Linked DNA regions of Homo sapiens: region 2 is linked to region 1. Evidence: read pairs that join two places in POLR2A ChIA-PET (ENCODE). Cell type or tissue: B cell. All regions are shown on one strand.

Evidence for each region. Peaks named below come from ENCODE experiments on the same cell type or tissue, not always from the same donor. Only the 100,000 strongest peaks of a DNase experiment are listed, where the experiment ranks them.
Region 2: POLR2A ChIA-PET joins it to region 1 with 8 read pairs; 2 of 35 experiments call an interaction of 5 or more read pairs at or near these places.

Annotation. Positions count from the first base shown.
Region 1 is chr7:28,326,896-28,331,895 of GRCh38, forward strand. It overlaps a transcript of CREB5 not described here. Among named protein-coding and RNA genes, the nearest start is that of CREB5, 83 kb to the right of the region's middle. In B cell, no CTCF peak of the experiment used is centred here; DNase peaks (open chromatin) are centred at 2,356 and 3,296; H3K4me3 peaks cover 609 bases; H3K27ac peaks cover 400 bases.
Region 2 is chr7:28,163,138-28,168,137 of GRCh38, forward strand. All of the region lies in intron 1 of JAZF1 (JAZF zinc finger 1), which reads right to left. Among named protein-coding and RNA genes, the nearest start is that of JAZF1-AS1, 15 kb to the right of the region's middle. In B cell, no CTCF peak of the experiment used is centred here; a DNase peak (open chromatin) is centred at 2,304; H3K4me3 peaks cover 1,387 bases; H3K27ac peaks cover 4,144 bases.

The DNA of each region.
Region 1 (5,000 bases):
ACTTTGGCAGGTAGGTCATGAAGTCAGGCAGATCACGAGGTCAGGAGTTCAAGACCAACCTGGCCAACACGGCGAAACCCTGTCTTGAGTAAAAATACAAAAAATTAGCCGGGCGTGGTGGCAGATGCCTGTAATCCCAGCTACTTGGGAGGCTGAGGCTGGGGAATCATTTAAACCTGGGAGGCAGAGGTTACAGTGAGCTGAGGTCAACCCATTGCACTCCAGCCTGGGCGACAGGGTGAGACTCCATCTCAAAAAAAAAAAAAAAAAAAAGGAAACCGTATTTAGTAGATTTTATCTGAATATGATTCTGGAATGTGGAGTAGGCACAACCAAGTGAGAAATGCTTATTTATCTCTGGTATGTTATGCATTAGCCATATTCAAGAGTTGTAAATTTTGGCTCCAAGAAATGCTTCCAACCCATGAATCTGCATTTTGTCATGTACCTCAGAGTGACTTGATGACCTGCCTCATACATTGTAGTAAAACACCATGGGCTGCTCTAAAGGAAATGAGATTTAAATATATAGGCCTAACACTCATCTGCAATTCAGCGGCATTCCTTGCACATAGAAGGTGTTTGATAAAAAATGATTATTTGAATTAAAATTCATTTATATAACTCATCTTCTGCTGTAGTATGTGTTAAGATACTTATTAATAGCATTACTTATTTGTCTCTGCCCTTCCCACTTCTCCCATAATTGGGCATTTCTGTTGCCTTTGCAATCTGATCTCTTGAGAGTTTTTAATTCTTTTTTGCCTTTTTCTTTTTATCATGGCCGCACTTCCTGCTGAACAGTCTTGGCAAAAACATTCTTCTTCCTTTTAACATCTGTAAATATAGGTTCTCAGAATTTCACTGAAATAATTTTTGTACCTCCCCCTGAGAGAGAAAATGCTAACACAGATATTAGAAATTGTTTATGAGGCCTGATGTGTGGCAGATAAGATGGCTTCTTCAAGACTCAATTTGGGGATAAATGAGTTACTTTATATTCCACTTCCTTTTTCAAAAAACAAGTCTGGTTTTGTTCAGACCCCTTATTACATTTAGCCTCTGCTCTCATAATCCATCAAAATTACTAGCTGAAAGATCAAAAAATAAAAATCTTCTGGTGTAGATTGAGAATGTTCCGGTTTTCAAGCCTGCTGTTTAAATAGCTGCAGCACCCCTCAAACACATGGGCCTATCTCCTACTTGCTTCTAGGATTTCCTGCAAACCAGAGTCAGTTGTCTGCAATATCAAGTGAACTCAGAAGAATGGATGAGAACAAGCTACTCCTTTTGCGTGGCAACTTTTCATGACTGCATTCAATCTAAGCCCATCATCCTCATTCAGTTTTAGCCTCCCTTCTTAGTAAAATCCAATTTATAAACTTTATTGTCATGTCTATAGTTGGCCACAAGAAAGAACTAAGAAACAGAGCAGTTGAGACAGATTCCCACACAAAAGGGTTATGACTGTGTCTCAACTGTCATTTTTGGTAAGGCACAGACCTCATTTTCAAATCGTTTCAAGTATCTTTGGCAAGAGAAAAGCCTTCAAACAAGGTGTGTGAATGAATGACTAAGTGCTGTGTATTTTTAAGGTGTGGCCATGTTTCCACCTGGCTTTTCTTCTTTTCCATTAGGATGCCCTGTCAAAAGGCTTTTAAATGCTTATTCTAAATAATAAAAATAATGATAAGAATAATATTTGCTGAGCACTTATTATCTGCAACGACTCTTCCAAGTTTAGAGGGCGTCTGCTATATGTATAGCCATATACCGTCATTAGGCACTCTGCTTCTGGGAAGTGGTTCTCAAACTTATCAAAAGTAATCACCTGCTTAAAAGGCAGATCACTACCAGATATCTGATTAGTGTGCTTAGGATGGGGCTCAGGAACTGAAAATATTCACAAGCGGCTGGCAAAATTCAGCTATGATGGGTCAAACTTTGAAAACCACGGCTTAGGGTATTGAGAGGGCTCTTGGCTGTCACTGTATACACTATGATGTGATGGATAGTATTGCTGGAGAGCCATATGCAAGTACACTTTTGGTGAAGCCAGTTGAATTTTGCCGGTGACTTACCCTCTCCTTTCTGAGAGGTATGTGTCATCTGTTCTTTTGTTATGTCAAGTAACACAGGTGTCTGTAAACATCACTTCAGTGTAACCCATGAAACTCTCTGTTCAGAGGAATATCTCACTGGTTCATTCTGTAAAGCTGAGAATCAGTTTCTGGGGTAAATAACCACCCTTAATAGATGAATAGGGATTAGCATATGGGGAAATTTCTCACAGAAAGGGAACCACCATTCTATCTCATGGAACCATGACAATTGTCAAATCTACGAGCTGAAATCACTGGGGTTCCCTTTTTTGGCATCATGCGCTTCATCACTACAGAAGTGGTTCTGGTTTTGCTGCTAGCAGATCACAGACTGAGGTAGAGGCTGTGTTTGCATTTCCAGAAATTTCTAGAGTTCATCCTCCTACTGGCCTTCCAGCTGCAGAATGGGGTAACGCTGGAAAGAATAGACTGAATTGGGGCCGAAGCCTCTCAGGCTGGCTCAGTGCCCAAGGTTCTTGCATTTGGAAAACAAATGTAAATTCAAATTGTAAACATTCCCAAAAATCAAAATGATATTTTTGACTTCTCGCCGACTTGTTTAAACTTTTCAACTTCTTTCTTTTAAAAAATCGAATTGCTGGAATATGGTGTGTGAGATTTTAGAGCCAGCATTTCTTCCCACCACTGAAAAAAGTTCCCTAGAATGAGAACTTTTGCATCCAGTTTTAGCCATGAAAGGGTTCAGCTCTCTGTCAAAGATAACACTGTAATTCTCCCCACATAATGTGATGATTTATGCCCTTGGCACCTTACAGTGTTAACAGGACAGAGGGGCATGAATTCTCTGTTGTTAATACAGAAATAGTTCTCACAACTTTAGCTGTGCCATCCCATGTGGCACTGGTCAGAGAAGTAAAACCAAACCAAACAATTCCAATAAGAGCAGATGCTTAAGTACTTTTTACACTGATGGGTTTGTGGAGCTGTTTTCTCTTAAGGATGGAATAATTTGAAACACCTTTCCCACCAGTTCATCCACTCTGGCAGCAGCTAAGCAGCTCCATGGGACCTCCCTACTCTTGATGCCTGCAAGGTTAGGTCCCCTGAAGGGCGAGCGTGGCCCAAGATGCCCTTGCTTGGCCACAGGTTTCAAAGGACATCTGCAAATCATTGTGCAAAACTGAAAAGTACAAATTCACCACAGCCCGATTCTCTCGTGTTGCATGTGATATTTCCTGTTTTGAAGGTTTCCTTGGTATCGTACATTGGCTGTGAAACGCCAGCTGCTCTAAGTGACTCAAATTTATAGATCCTTTGATCAATTATCTTGTCATGTTACTCAATTGCTAGATAATTGAGAGGAGGGTTAAACTCTCTCCTTATGTAAATATGACTTAATTGTTTAAAAATTCTGTCTTTTAGCTTGTGCTAAGAGAACCTTACTTTTTTTTTTTTTTTTTTTTGCATATTTAGTTTGCATCGTCAGAGGAACCTTTTCTCCCTAATGATATCCCATAGTGCTTTGCAGGTAGACCAGACTGGAAATATTATTAATGACAGATTGAAAGTAATAGAGTGACTTATCTAAGTTTTGCATTCTTTGATGATTCATTTAGTTTGTAATACGCTTAGATCTTTGCAAAACAGAATAGTGAAAGTGAAGCAGCAAAAAAAAAAACAACCACAGACTATGAACTGAGTCTCCCAGCTGAAGGGCAGGTTGAAAGCAGCAGCACAAATTTTTATCAGGTTCTTGTATTTTCCTTCGTGGTACAAATTCCAAAGTGATGGTTAGGGTGTAGGTATGGTCATAGAGACACATTCAAATTTGCAGTAATTGGACTTGTTTTTCCTAAAAGCCAAAATGGCTGGAAAAATATCCAAGGAAATTTGTGGTATTATGACATTGGTGCGTCATGTGCTTGTGAAGCTTAACAAATATTTCTTTGCTAATCCTGACACTTATCTCATGAAAATCCTCATCTAGCCCCTGCTTGCAAACTTCCAAGGACAGGGTATTTACTACCTTGTGGGGACAGACCTGGTTCACTATGAATCAGCTGTATCAGTTACAATGCTTCTTCTCATTAGTGAGGCCCACTTTGTTCCCCTGAAGTTTTATCCATTTATTCAATAATTGAGTTCACAGTTACTGAGCACTACCCATTAATGACCATAACATGGTTCTTAGTTTTGAGGGAGTTCTAGTTCAGTATTCCTCAACCATTTTTTTTTATTATCGCTACCTTAAGGAGCCCTTTTAGATTTTTTCCTCCCTAATCACCCATCCATCCCATGAAAATTCAATACCATAGTTTGGTGTTCCTAAGACATTTTTTATTATTGTTCCCTTAAGGAGCCGTTTTAGAATTTTTCCCCTAATTTCCTCTCCATCTCATGAAAACTTAATATTGTAGATCTGTTTATGTGCTATAGGTATACCTGTGCTTATTATATAAAAAAGTAAAGTCTTTTTTTGCCCCTCATGAACCAATTTCTGCCCCTTGGGGAAGAGAATGCATGGTCTAATGGGAACTACTACAGACGTGTGCAAATGACTAAAATCTTGTATGGGGATGCCAGCATACTCTTCCCTCTGTCCTTGTTCTTTTACTCCTACACTTTGCACATGCTTTTAGAAAGAATTTTGGGAGGCCAAGGTGGGTGGATCACTTGAGGTCAGGAGTTCGAGACCAGCCTGGCCAACATAGTGAAACCTCAACTCTACTAAAATAAAAAAATTAGCTGGGTGTGGTGGCTCGCACCTGTAATCCCAGCTACCCTGGGGGCTGAGGCAGGAGAAGTGCTTGAACCCAGGAGGTGGAGGTTGCAGTCAGGCGAGATTGTGCCATTGCACTCCAGCCTGGGTGACAGAGCAAAACTCCATCTCAAAAAAAAAAAAAAAAAAAGCTTCTTTCATATCTTATTTTAATTATT
Region 2 (5,000 bases), 160 kb before region 1:
GTTTAACATGTGCCCCTCACACATCAGCCTTATATGGCAAATATCCTATTCCTCAGTTTGCACATGGAAAAATCATACCTTAGTAAGTTGCCCAAGGTCACACAGCAGTCCAACCAGAACCTGGGACAACTGACATCAGAGACAGCTCTCTCAGCCACAAGAAGGTGTGATATACAGTGGGAGAAAGGGAAAAAGAGGTTCCCAACTGGCTGGGCTGTCCTTTTCCATCCTCCATGACATCGACTTGGAACTGGGGAAGAGAAGGGGCACAGGAACAAGTGGCAAAGCACCCCAAAATTCTTAAAGCTCTCTATGCTAGGGGAGGGCATCACAGGAAGCATCCCTTAACCTTCTCAGCCTGGCCAAGCAGCTCAGGAATTGAGAACACAAGTACAGAAGACTGGGCAACCCAAATTAAAGCCTTTAGGTTCTTAAGGAACCTTGTAATAAAAAGGGGTCATCCCTAACCAAACAAGCAGGTTCCCCTATTCTTTGTGGCCAAGGAGAAATCATTTAATTGCTTTTTCTCCCCTTCAAGTCCCAATTTCCCTGCCTGAAATGCTTATTAACTCCTCCATGGGGAGTTACAACATATGCGTCCCAAGCCCTCTGGGATGTCGTAGGGACAGCAACCTCCTGTTTAAAGAGTACCGTGGTCACTTTAGGAGAAAATTTTTATCTCTGTACTAAACATCAAAATCCTTTTGGACTCTTCCTATTTCTGATAAAATGCATCCATAATAGATTGGATTACTGTTCACTCACAGCTCTCCCTCCTCAAAAGAAACATACTTCCTTGACCTAATAATTCTGGCCTTGGCCATATTACTTAATTTGGCAAAAAGAATGTTATGTGCATGATGTGAATAGAGGCCTTAAATAAGCTTCTGTGGTTTGGCTTGACACTTGAGCTCTAGTAGTCCACCATGAGAAAACCATGTCCCTACTAGCTGCTGCCCCTTCAGCCTGGTTCCCAGAAGGAACATCTGTGACCAGATGTGAGCCCAACCCACAGCAGATTAGCTGACCAGCAGCCTAACACAGAGCCACCCAGCTGAACCCAGCCTCAATCAGCCAAACCACAGTGCCCCTGCAGACCAGATAGCATTAATGCTTATTGTCTAAAGCTACTGAGTTTTGGGATAGTTTGTGATGCTTCATTATTGTAGCAGCAGCTGATCATCATTTTAATTTAGGAAAGGCTAAATTACAGGTACGAATATATGTATCTTGGCATATCTCACACTCTGATTTTTCTCTTGAACTTCATTGACTGCATGGGCATCCTGTCACTCAAAGCACACTACTTTCAATTACTTGAACAAAGATGCTGACAGGTTAAAATACAGATAACAGGTCCAGATGTCCTCGGTAAAACAAATGGCTTATTCTGACAGTAAAGTGTTTCCACTAACATCTCTCCATAACATGCAGATGTGAAAGAAAAAAACTGTTCATGGAATTCATAAAATACTACCTTTCAGAATTAAAGAAATGGCACTGTGATGGTGAAATAGTATCTTCAGAGGTGGAATCTATACAATCTCCCTCAGTACTTCTTCTCAAATAAAATACATGTTACGTTACTGCTTTCAAGACCATTCTCCTCCCCTGCCCCCATTTCTGGCAGTCTCATAACCACTAAAATCTATGCAGATTTCACAAAGCTACTGAAGAAATTTTTTAAAAGAAATCTATGGGCTCTCAGTTTGAAAAATGTACCAAACATTATTTTTAATACAACACACTTGGCTCGGCATGTGGCTCACATCTGTAATCCCAGCACTTTGGGAGGCCTAGGCGGAAGGATCACTTTAGCCCAGGAGTTTGAGACCAGCCTGGGCAACACAGGGAGACCCCATCTCTACAAAAAATATAAAAATCAGTCAGGTGTGGTGGTGCGCACCTGTAGTCCCAGATACTCAGGAGGCTGAGGTGGGAGGATTGCTTGAGCCGGAGAGGCGGAGGCTGCAGTGAGCCAAGATGGTGCCACTGCACTCCAGCCTGGGTGACAGAGTGACACTCTGTATCAAAAGAAAAAAACAAAAACAAAACAAAAACAACAACCTTATTTTTCATTCCCACTTCCAAATAGCAAACACTAAATAAATTACATTAGTCAAGTGAGTTACATTAGCCAAAAATTTTTATTTCAATACAGAACACAAAAAGTAAATAGAGCTTTTAGAATTAAAAAACAAGCAAACTAGATTTAAAGAGAACTAGAGTGCCAGTTAGGGCTTCTCAGGTCCCTAGGGGCTTTGAAGGTGGTAATGGGGCTTTGAGCTATTTGAATGTTATAAAAAAGCAGAATGGAAACTAACCATAACGAAGTCACACAACATTCCACATCATCCTTTGGGGCTGGAATTAGGTTCCCTCCGTGTGGTAACATTGTCTGACACAAGGCTACACATGCAGGTCCCAGCTCCCTCTCCTATCCCACCCCCTCAAACACACCAGATACTCCAGTCTCAGGCCCTTGCAGCCTCTGCCTGGAACATTCTTCCCCTAGATGCCCCAATGGCTCATTCACTCCCCTTCATTGAGCTTCACTGAACTTCATTCAGACCCCTTCTGAAATGTTTCCCTCTCAAAGAGGCCGTCCCAGACCACTTTATCTCAAACAGGCCTTTCAACCTCTCTCTCCTGACTCGCTGTATTTTTCTTCACAAGGTTATGACTGTTTGAAATTAGCTCATGTATTGTGTTTTGTCTGCTTCTTCCATGAGCATGAGGCTTTAACTGTGTAGTTCACTACTATAACCCCAGCTCCTAGACAGTGCCTGCATAGTTGGCACTCAATAAATAGTTACTAAACGCATAAATTGGGTGTTTGAGATGTTGCTGCATGAAAAATAAAAAAAAAGCATTTAATTACTTATTAAATCAGCCTGTTTTGTTAGACAAAATCTTTCAAGAAATAGAACCCATGAGAAGGGAGAAGGAAAATTAACAAAAGAGGCCCTTGGTTACATATATATATATATAAAAAAAGTTGGAAACCACTTTCTTACTCAACTACTGCTGAGTCAAATAAGCCTGGACCAGCTGCTTAACTGTATCAGGGCAATATATTCTATAAGACTAAAAATGATTTCAAGTGATGTTGACAAAGATTGTTTAGGAATAAAGTATTTTAAATATTCTCTGCAATAAGTAAACAACTCATATATTGCTGTGCAAGCTTCTAAAACAAGGCCCAGCCTGGGGTTTTCCTGAGAAGCTTCCAGTGTTTAAGTCTGTAACATTTCAAGGACTATTATTAAAGAGATGCACAGCCCCTTAAAGAGGAAGGCATGGCATTTTGTGAGTCCTAGAGTCATGTTCTCGGATTTCTTCATAAAAGCCCTACAAATCTTTCGAATGATTCACCACAAACCTTTACAAACCACACATATAAAATCATCTCTTGTTTTTTCCATTGCTTGGTTGTTGCAACATGTAATAATTATGTTTTCTGCTTATATAGATTAACAAACCTCTCTAGACTCTTGAAATGCCTTCTTTCCGAAAGAGAAAACTATATTTATCAAACATGGAAGTATTTTTCTAATCACATGATCTAATGTCTCAAAAACTTAAATCTGGATAAACAATACTAAATTAAGGCTGCTATATTTTCAAACAGCAAGAATTTGTGTGTGGAATGTTTTAACAGCTCATGAATTCCTACGACCACTCAGTATGACTTACACAAACACAAACCAAAACTCTACCAGGGAAATCAAATTTCACCTAATATCTCCAAGGTAAAATATTTAACAAAAAGCAGAAATGTATATGGTTATTTTGATTGTTTTTCTCCCATCATATTATGGAAATATGAAGAGGACAGGAGACTTTGAGGAGTATGTGGCATAGGGAGCATCACCATGGATGCAAAAAAAAGGTAAATCCTATCAGTGTTATAACATGTGTGGGGGCTTCCTGATCTCCAGGCCCTTCATAGTCATGTTTCTACTTAATCCTCATAACAACACTGGGAGATAAATACTATTCCCATGCTCATTGCACAGAAGCTGAGGGCTACAGGAATTAAATAAGTTGGCCAAGGTCACGTAGCCTGTGGGATTCCAGGGTCATGCATAACCGCTTCACAGTAAAACCTCCACCCCAGCCTCCTGCAAAAGACAAGGAAGGGAAATGACCAGACAGCTTTCTTTTCTTCAGAATTCACCAGCTAGCACACTGAATATAGGTGGTGTCTCACAAAACACTGTGATATGTGCATACTATCACCCCATCTTAGAGAGGAAGAAAATGAGGCACAGGGAGGTTCTATAACTTGACAGGAGCAAAGCCAGGATCACAAGTGAGGCAAGCGAGCTCCAGGAACCTCACACTGAACCACAGCTTACTGCTATTCTCTCAACTTTTCTCGTCCAAGCACCTGCACTCACTCAAGACTTAAAATTTTCATCGACAGAATTAGCTAGTTGGCCTAGATCATCTGTAAGTTTCCTTTCCATTTTTAAATGATAAGATGCTCAATTCACCTGCAAAAGGGTTTTTGCCACAATAAAAACACTCTGGAGAGAGTGTTTCAGTGGTCCTGCTTTTTTTCCCAGGGGAAGGAAATGGTACTGATAATAATCTTAATACACTTTTAGGATTAAGGCTTATCATTTTAGAATTTGGTATAAAAGAAAAAGTTTTAATTACAATGTTTTCATGTTAAAAAATAGTTAACTGCTTCATAAAGAACAATGGAAATTTTGAATAAAAACCACTATAAGCTACTATTCTTTTCATTTTCTGTAGTTCAGATAGCTTCTTTGCAGGAAGCAATGGTATACAAGGTTTACTTTGCACCCCGCCATTCATACGTGCTTCATTAAAGCACATGGCCTGTCATCAATGGCTCTTATTAAACACAGTGATTGGGTGGAGTGGAGCAGTTGTCTTGCACAATGTTTTTAAACCCATCTGTATTAGTTACCAGCATTTAAAGATGAGTTTCGGCCGGGCGCAGTGGCTCATGCCTGTAATCCCAGCAC